Linked DNA regions of Homo sapiens: region 2 is linked to region 1. Evidence: chromatin loops called from intact Hi-C (ENCODE). Cell type or tissue: PC-9. All regions are shown on one strand. Links, peaks and the distances in the headings refer to the core of each region. The heading gives the core; the rest is flanking DNA.

Region 1 (4,644 bases), core at 404-4,403:
ATCTCTAAAATAAAGAGGATAATAATAGCAGTAGTCAGGTGCATGTGGCTCGAACCTAACAAATGTGCAAGGTTTTTTTTATACTGTAAAGAATTGAATCCAGGTATATTATTGTTGAGGTATCAAAGACCTATTTTCAAATCAGAAAACTCATTGTCCTTATTACCATATGGCTTTATGCCATAAGTTTCCTTTTTCTATTAACTGATTCTACTCTTACTAGTTTAGCTAAACAGAAGAACTACCATCTTGAGATAGTCATCAAAATACATGAAAGGTTAATGAGATTTTCCTAACAATATATCTGAATAGGGGAAAAGTTACACATATCTATCAAGTCATTGCATAGCTCTCTGGGAGGTGTTCATGTGAAAATAAATGACTGCATAGAAGGGCTTTCCATGGCTGGGACGGTGTCTTCTCAGTGTGTTCTGCAGTTCTTACAGCCCTGGGAGCGTTGTGCAGACATCAGAATCAAAGCCAAACCCTGTCATTAAAAACTGAGCTACAAAGCCGGGCGCGGTGGCTCATGCCTGTAATCCCAGCACTTTGGGAGGCAGAGGCGGGCAGATCACGAGGTCAGGAGATCAAGACCATCCTGGCCAACATGGTGAAAACCCATCTCTACTAAAAATACAAAAAAATTAGCTGGGCATGGTGGCATGCGCCTGCAATCCCAGCTACTCGGGAGGCTGACGCAGGAGAATTGCTTGAACCAGGGAGGTGGAGGTTGCAGTGAGCCGAGATCACGCCACTGCATTCCAGCCTGGCAACAGAGCAAGACTCTGTCTCAAAACAACAACAACAACAACAACAACAAACTGAGGTACAGAGACATGATCCAGGTCATCCAAGCTGATGGCAGAATTGGGACTAGAATTCAGGTACAATTTTATTCTATAATTCCATGTTGTTTTCTCAGTTTCCAGTCAGAGAAGAGCTCTGCTGCTTGGAAAACCTAACTCAGTAACAATTACAACCCATTCTGGGTTTTCTAAACAGTGCTGCTCAATGAGTGAACAGATGTTGGAGAGTCCACTGAAGTAGTCCAGGCAGCTCAGAGCCTTGCAGAAGATAAAATTCACATATGTAATAAAAGGATAGAGCTTCTAGTTGCCCCGGAATAATCAAGAATGCTACAAGGAAAGAAAGGTAACATAATATCTAGAATCTATTTTTATGCCTCATGTTGAACTTCTTAAGAGGTAACTCTAGACCAGCCTGATCAACAAGGTGAAACCCCGTCTCTACTAAAAATACAAAGATTAGCCAGGCATGGTCGTGCACACCTGTAATCCCAGCTACTCGGGATGCTGAGGCATGATAATCGCTTTAACCTGGGAGGCGGAGGTTGCGGTGAGCCGAGATTGTGCCACTGCACTCCAGCCTGGGCGACAAAGTGAGACGACATCTCAAAAAAAAAAAAAAAAAAAAAAAAAGAGGTAACTCTGGTAGTTCTCCTGAAAGGTGAAATAGTGGGATTCAATACCTTTTCTAAACCTAGGTCGGGTTCTTCCCAGAGGAAAGCAAGGCTGCTTGAATGAATATTGCTGTGGCCAGTTATTTTGATGCCGAGAAAGGAGATGGATCCTAAAAGAGGGTGATAGGCTCAGGGGGCTTAAGTTCATTCATTAAAGTTAGGATGACCAATACATTGTTACACTATTCTCAAAAACTTTATGGACTTTTCTCCCTTTTCAAAATAATGTTGACTTGTGCTATCTGAAAACACTTCCTGCGTTTCAGACTCAGCCTGCAATATGTTAACAGCCAACAGTTGAACAATATTCTGTGTGTGCATTTGTAGCGCAGTAAACCATTTACTCAAAGAAACAAAAACCCAAAACAACTTCCCGCCTCCCCCAATGAAGACAGCAGAAGAGAACTAACTGATTTGTCTGTTGTCTTTCCTGTCAAGATCGCCCTCGCCTTTGCTTTGGTCAGCGGGAAGGACTTTATGTATGAGTCATACAAATGTTTTGCCAGGGCCCGGAGGTCAGCGGACTCTGGATTCAGCTGGTCGATATCACTGGAGATCTCCGCCAACAGCTTCTCCTTCTCGGCCTGTGGCATCCGCCCAAACCTGATGGCTATAGAGGAAGAGGAATGACAGGATGAATCATTGGATTACTACTGCTCTGAACACACACTGTGCTCTCCCAGCCCTCGTTCCCACACAGTAGAAGCCCTCCTCCTCCACTGCTCTTGAGTCCTGGTTTCTGTCTACCACTTTGCTCATGTTTTTATTTCACAAAAGTAGCACAGACCATCAGTAAAAATTAAACCGTTAACTTTCATTTTTAAAAGTTAATGCATACTCCTGCTGAGAAAGTGAAAGAATTCGAGTTTAGCAAAGGGAGGGAAGTATGTCGACTTAAACGTGAAATAATTGAGAACCAACTCCTACTCATCCCTCAAGACCCAATTCAAAGGTCACCTTCTTTGTATCCCCAGCACTTGACCTAAGGTCAGGCACTAGAAGGATCAACACGTTTCACGAATTAAAATACGAAACTGTGCAGAATTCAAAGTTGTACAGACATAGGCTTTGTTCTCAGGGAGTTTATAAGATTTGTTTGTCTCTGTTAAAAAGAAATATGGATGGTGCTTTATCACATTTTACTAGTCCAGAGAGCACTTTTACATGTAGCGGAGAGAAGCCATAGTTATCTCCCGACTCTCCAGAGTTACCACTTAATGATGTTTGTCAGAAAGACAAACTGGCTGCCTGTAGGGTGAGGAAGTGTCAAAGAAGATAATGAAAGAAAGAAAAGCAACAAGGAAAATGTAAGAGGGGTTAGTGGGGACTAGTTTGGGGAAAAAATAAACTGTAACTTTTCAACTCAGATATGTTTTCTTTCCTTCTTACCAATATGTTCAGCAAAATATTATTTTGAATCATGTTCCTTTGGGAACACACTTTGGGTTCTATGTTTCCCATAATAAGGGTACCTGGCCATCATGTCCACTGTTCCCCATGCATACATAGCTCTGTTCTTACACTCACGATGTGGTATCACAGCCATGCGTTTTTATGGTGATCGGCTTCACTAGACTATATGCTCCTCGAGCGCAGAGACTGTCATATTTGTTTATGTCTCTAGCAAGACTCTGTCTCTGCTGAATCCCAGAACAAAGAGATTTTTATTTTATTTTATTTTATATTTTGAGATGGAGTCTTGCTCTGTCGCCCAGGCTGGAGTGCAGTGGCACAATCCCAGCTCACTGCAACCTCCACCTCCTGGGTTCAAGCGATTCTCCTGCCTCAGCCTCTGAGTAGCTGGGATTACAAGGGGTGGGCCACCATGCCTGGCTCAGTTTTGTATTTTTAGTAGAGACAGGGTTTTACCACGTTGTCCAGGTGGGTCTCAAACTCCTGACCTCAAGTGATTCACCCACCTCAGCCTCCCAAAGTGTTGGGGTTACAGGCATGAGCCACTGTGCCCAGCCAGAGATAGTTATTTTATATGTTATTATGCTAAGGGTAGCATTTCTACCATGAGACATGACAGCACACGACAACTTTCCCATCTGAGTACTCTGTGAATATTACCTTGGATTTTCCCAAGAAGAAACTGACATGTACCCTTGAGTCTCAAATTCATAAATTCATTTCCATTGACCCTAAATAAATTTTATCGCTGACTAATACAACTATTGTTTGGTAGGGGCCTCCTTAGAGACCAGACTTGGGTGTTAGAGGGGAAGAAAATCTTACCTCTCAGTTGGGATTCCTTTAAATTGAATTAGCCTATATTTAGATACTTTTAGTGAATATATCCTTGGTACATGGCCTCTTCATATAGAAACCTTTAAACTAGGAGGTTTTGGTCAAAAATCCTGTTCCCTACTCACTCTTCCCCATTTTCTTTCTGTGTTGTTCCATGGGGCTGGGGTATGGTTGTTCATATTTTTATCTACTGGTGACCCCAGCCCCTGGTGCTAGGCTTGTCTGGGTCCCTCAGGATATGACCTTATCTCACAGCACTGATCACAGGAATTAATCTATAATGTTTTCTTTCCTCCCTTGCCATATAATCTCCACAAAGGCAGGAATCTTGTTCATTATTGTATCCTCAGCACTTAGTACAATTTCTGGCACATATTAAGTCCTTGTCTACTGTATTTTGAAATACAATGGAAAGAAAACCCCAGATAGCATATTCCTTCAAAATCCTCTGTGACCTCCTGACCACTTTGCTCAGATAGAATTCCTTATGCAGTTGGCCCTCCATACCCGCAGGTTCCACATCTGCAGATTCAACCAACTGTGGATTGAAAATATTTGGAAAAAAGAACCAATAAAAAATAATATGGGCTGGGTGTGGTAGCTCACACCTGTAATCCCAGAACTTTGGGAGGCCAAAGTGAAAGGATTGCCTGAGGCCAGGAATTTGAGAGCAGCCTGGGCAACATAGAGAGACCCTGTCTGTACAAAAATAAAAATAAAAATAAATAGCTGGGCGTGGTGGTGTGCGCCTCTAATCCCAGCTACTCAGGAGGCTGAGGTGGAAGGATCCCTTGAGCCCAGGAGTTTGAGGCTGCAGTGAGTCGTGATAGAGCCACTACACTTTAGCCTGGGTGACAGCAAGACTCTGTCTCTAAAATAAATAAATAAAACAATGATAAAAAATAAGACAAATA
Region 2 (4,644 bases), core at 390-4,389, 180 kb after region 1:
GTAAACATTGAAATAAATGTGAGCTACACATACATTTAAAAAGATAAATAAAAACAAATAAGAAGAGTTACCCAATTATAACAATTCAGGGTTTCAGGTGGCCAAAGTCCAGCCAGGCAGCTCAGAAGGCAGGAGCCAGCCCCAGCCAGGACGCACTCACACACACCCACACCAACCACACTCACATCCCATGGCAGGGCGCACTCACACACACCCACGCTTACTCACACTGGGATACGCCAAAGAACCTAATGTGCATAATCTCTGGAATGTGGGAGGAAAGCGGAGTGCCCTGAGAGAACCCCTGCAGATATGGGAAGAACGAGCGAACTCCACACAGGCAGTGGCCCCGGCCAGGGATAGGTTTTTTTCTCATCAAACTTAGAATGAACTGACTATGTGATTCAGGGACCTGCTGTACCACCATAAAGCAAAATGTTCACATCATGGGAGTGTGAAGGACTGGCTGGCTAACGTCAGCCTGGGAACTCCTTACTCACTGTGCTGCCGTGCTTAGGGTGGGTTCCCTGAGGAACAGACTCTGAGATGGAGATCTGCTTGCAGGAGGCTCGCTGGGACTGCTCTCAGTGAATAAAGGAGTGGAAAGGAGTGAGGGAAGCAATACGGTTGCAACAGAGGCCTCCACTGGTCCCACAGAAAGTTCTGGAGCTGGGGTGGCCTTTCAAAGTTGTCTCCGGTCAAGGCAGGGAGGCTGGGCCTTTGAATACCCACACTGACTGATCACTGGATATGAGCTGCACCCAGGGAGGGCACATAACCTTGGGGGAAGCTCTCTGTGGCTGACGGAGACTCCCACAGAGAAACTAAGCTGTGAGCTTTGAGCAGTCAATATGTGCTGCTTGGGCAAAGAAGGCCTTAGTCCTGAAGGGGGAATTTGGGGCCCTGCACCACAGCATCTGCTATTTCATTTGGTAGTATGGGAATTAATTCCTCAGTGTATTCAAAACTATATAATATAGTAATGAAACCCAAGCAGCCCCATCTATTTGGAACACATCTTCCAAAAAAGACAGTAAAACATGTCTTTGAGCAGATGAAATATATGTCACCAAGTCTATGCACCACAGTCAATGAACTTTATTCATATGGGAGTCTCTGCACAAGAAACCAGGCAATAATAATTCCTATGCCCATATCCAGTTAAAAATAACAAATTAAAAGTGGTTCCAGGTATGGTGGCTCACACCTGTGATCCCAGCACTCTGGGAGGCTGAAGCGGGAGGACAGCTTGAACCCAGGAGTTCAAGACCAGCCTGGGCAACATCATGAGGCCCCATCTCTACACAAAATAGAAAGAATTAGTTGGGTGTGGTGGTGCACACCTGTAGTCCCAGCTACTAGGGAAGCTGAGGAGGGAGGATCGCTTGAGCCCAGGAGATCAAGGCCACAGTGAGCTATGATTGCACCACTGCACTCCAGCCTGGGCGACAGAGTGAGACTCCATATCTAAAAATAAATAAATAAATGAATGAATAATAATGATTATGTCTTCAAGAAAATGGTATTCTATACATTTTGTTTATAAGGGAAAAACAAATTTCAGATGATTTCCTTCCAGAACAGTTAATTTTTTAAAAGCTTGACTGCTTATTCACAGCCATCCAGAAAACTGGGCTATCCAAACTGCACGCCATTCTCTGAAAGTTCTGTAGAGTCAAGTGTTGACAGTATGCATAGACCCGGAAGTTAAAGGTTAATGGGCCTTCAACAAAGGGTTTATTAGGTAGATGTTCACATTGCAGATTTGTGGCAGTGCCTTTATATCCTATTTCTATCCTTCCTTAATCAGGTCCCCTACGCACATGCTTGATAAGCAAGAGAAGAGGAGCAGGTTTTTCAGGTGAATTAAGCAACTCAATTGCAAGGAGTTCAGAGCATGCTCTTAGCCCACCAGCCATCTTGCCCTTGCTAACCTGGTTTAGAAAAACTTTCTGCTTGCAGGTATGATAGAATCCTGCTCATTCATTCAGTCAAAAGTGAGTATTTGGGGAAAAATGGAGATGAAGAAGGTGCAATGAAAGCAACTCTCTGACCAGCTTTCAGAAACCATGACTGCTGCAGGAGCGAGCAGTTCTTGTCTTTGGACTGACTCAACCAAATATGAGGAGAAAGTATTCCTGAAATTTTACTTAACTGGAGAGTCAACGGGAGTAAATTTTTTTGTGAAACACTGAATCATTCTAATGCACGCAGCCAGAAGTTTATGCAATTCCTCTTTTATCACCGGAAGATCTTTAGTAACTGTGGGCACTCCTCTTATTTCAATAACTTCAGAGAAGGCTTGTTGACAACTTAGATTAAGCCAGTGGATACATGCTACCTTTTCCCATTCATAAAGTCAAAGAACTAGGATGTGCTGAAAACCTGTAAGTCATTAAAGGACTGGAATTTTTCTTTCTTACCTTAAACTCTTTTTAACAACTCCTATAAGATCCTTATGCCATGAAAACAATTAGGAATCCTCTAATCTTAAAAGCATACAAATCTGCCTCTCTCCTCCCCTCACCAAACATTTTTTTGTCTCAGTCAAGCCTCCTGGCTCATGTGGCACTTTTGACATGCACATAGACTGCTGTATTTTCATAGTGTGGAAGGTGAAACCCACTGTATACCTGGACAACCTCTCTGCTAATGAAATCCACCTGTTTTCCAGTTTTGCTTATATTGTATTTTCAGTGCAGCACCAGGAAGGCTGTGAGCACTTGAATAAACATTAAATCGTGAAAATAATTGTGTCTCCTTTACTTACCTTTTTGCATTTAGTTGCTTAATATCTTGTGTAGTGCACACCAGGCAAAACGCAAATTAATATAAACCGTAGATTTTTATACCTAAGAGATTTGACTTCATGTAATGATTAATTTCTCACTCATATAAATTATTTAATATGTTACAAGCCTTGAAGAGTAGACTGTCAGAAAATATACATAAAAATATGGGAGACCCACTTCGATTCACCATGTCCCCCATGATTAACAAAATCCATACCCCAAACACAAATTGAGTGAGATTGGCCATCATCTCCATAGCAGAACTTACACTTTTATATCATATAAAGAGAACCTTATTTTCTCCATGGAAAGATAGACAAAAATTAGCGTGCCTGACCTTAAAAACATGGTTGGATGACTTATTTCCAACATCAGTGGAGCAAGCTGGAGATTACTATTTGTACCTCAGGGAAATAAGGTGTATTTGATGCTCCTACCCTTATGTTGCAGAGAATCACAGAAGATAGCTAATGTCATTAAAGGTGGCATTCCAGTGGGGTTAATGAGTAACTAAAGGCCCATTGTAAAGGGATAGCATCTGGAATATGCATGGCCTAGGAGGAAGAACGGACCTTAAATTAAACTGGCAACATGACAAAGTAATCTTGTTTAAGGTGAGAAGTTAAAGCTTCTTTAAGCTATAGGAGATCTGATTACATCACTGGTAATTTATTTTACTATATTACATTCATATTCATTCATTCATCCTTACATTACCTAGAGTGGGAACACATAAGCCATCATTGTTCCATGAAACCAGAGAGCAGATTCTAGCTCTTCTGCTTCCAGGCATGATGGAATAACCGGTACCAGAGTTTTTCTCCCCGCTGGAGACAACCAGAAAGCTGGACAAAATGTATGAAACAACAGTTTTCAGATATTAGACAAAGGAGAGCACAGGACCATGATCCTTAAGAGAAGAGAGACAAGTCCCAGCTACTTGGGAGGCTGAGACAGGAGAATGGCGTGAACCCGGGAGGCGGAGCTTGCAGTGAGCCGAGATCGCGCCATTGCACTCCAGCCTGGGCGACAGAGCGAGACTTCGCCTCAAAAAAAAAAAAAAAAAAAAAAAGAGAGAAGAGAGACAAACAAGGTTGCCCTCTGCTCACCCCAGCTTTCTGCTGAAGGCACTATCTGGACTACAGTCCAGGGAGGGGGAACTCAGGCAGTATATGGGGGTCTGGTGATTGAGGAGGCCGAGATTAAAGTTCTGGGAGGCTGAGGAGACAAAGTGTTTGGGATGGAGTAATGGTGAGAAAGGAGCTGCACAGAGCAAAAGCTCCAGAAATTTGCATGAGTTCTCCTTCAGCCTGTGGCTGAATACTAAGCTGAGCACCCACAGAATGAGACTACACAAGGCAGGGCTAATAACAGGGGCAAACATAACTATCAGGATGCTAGAAGCAATTCCTGGAGCTCACACAATGCTAGGAGGCATTCAAGGACAGACCTCTTTAAACACCTGGCACATTCAGTAGAGGTCCCAGAAAGATCAAGCCTTAGAAGGAGGGCTCAACTAACTATAGTCTTAGGTGATTCTGTATCTACATAGCAAACTTAAAAAGAAGCCTTAAAAGGACCAAACTGATCCCCAAGTATTTTAGCTGCCTGCCAAAAAGCCCACAATACCCTTTGAAAGAAGATAACAACATACACCAACACAAAACATCACAATATCTAGTATACAATATAAAATGGTAAGACTTGTGAAGAAGCAAAAAAGAAAAAAAAAAGTGACCTGTAGCTATTTTAGGCGGCCCTAACATGCCACAGATGGCGGAATTATCAGACAAGAACTTAAAAAGCTACCGCAAATGTATTCAAGGATTTAAGTTAAAATGTGAATACAAAT

The links. A loop is a pair of places that touch in the nucleus more often than their neighbours do. Peaks named below come from ENCODE experiments on the same cell type or tissue, not always from the same donor. Only the 100,000 strongest peaks of a DNase experiment are listed, where the experiment ranks them.
Region 2: a loop joins it to region 1, with 3 times the contacts of the local background. A loop is called at or near these places in 1 of 110 quality-filtered maps.

What each region holds. Positions count from the first base shown.
Region 1 is chr3:12,403,328-12,407,971 of GRCh38, reverse strand. PPARG (peroxisome proliferator activated receptor gamma) reads right to left here. Exons shown (of 8, transcript NM_138711.6): 6 at 1,891-2,090. Among named protein-coding and RNA genes, the nearest start is that of TSEN2, 79 kb to the left of the region's middle. RefSeq lists enhancers at 1,794-2,373, 1,270-2,469. In PC-9, for the core only: no CTCF peak of the experiment used is centred there; a DNase peak (open chromatin) is centred at 2,061; H3K4me3 peaks cover 850 bases; H3K27ac peaks cover 3,603 bases.
Region 2 is chr3:12,220,519-12,225,162 of GRCh38, reverse strand. No RefSeq gene overlaps it. Among named protein-coding and RNA genes, the nearest start is that of TIMP4, 64 kb to the right of the region's middle. RefSeq lists an enhancer at 400-1,128. In PC-9, for the core only: no CTCF peak of the experiment used is centred there; DNase peaks (open chromatin) are centred at 1,852 and 2,212; H3K4me3 peaks cover 1,156 bases; H3K27ac peaks cover 2,437 bases.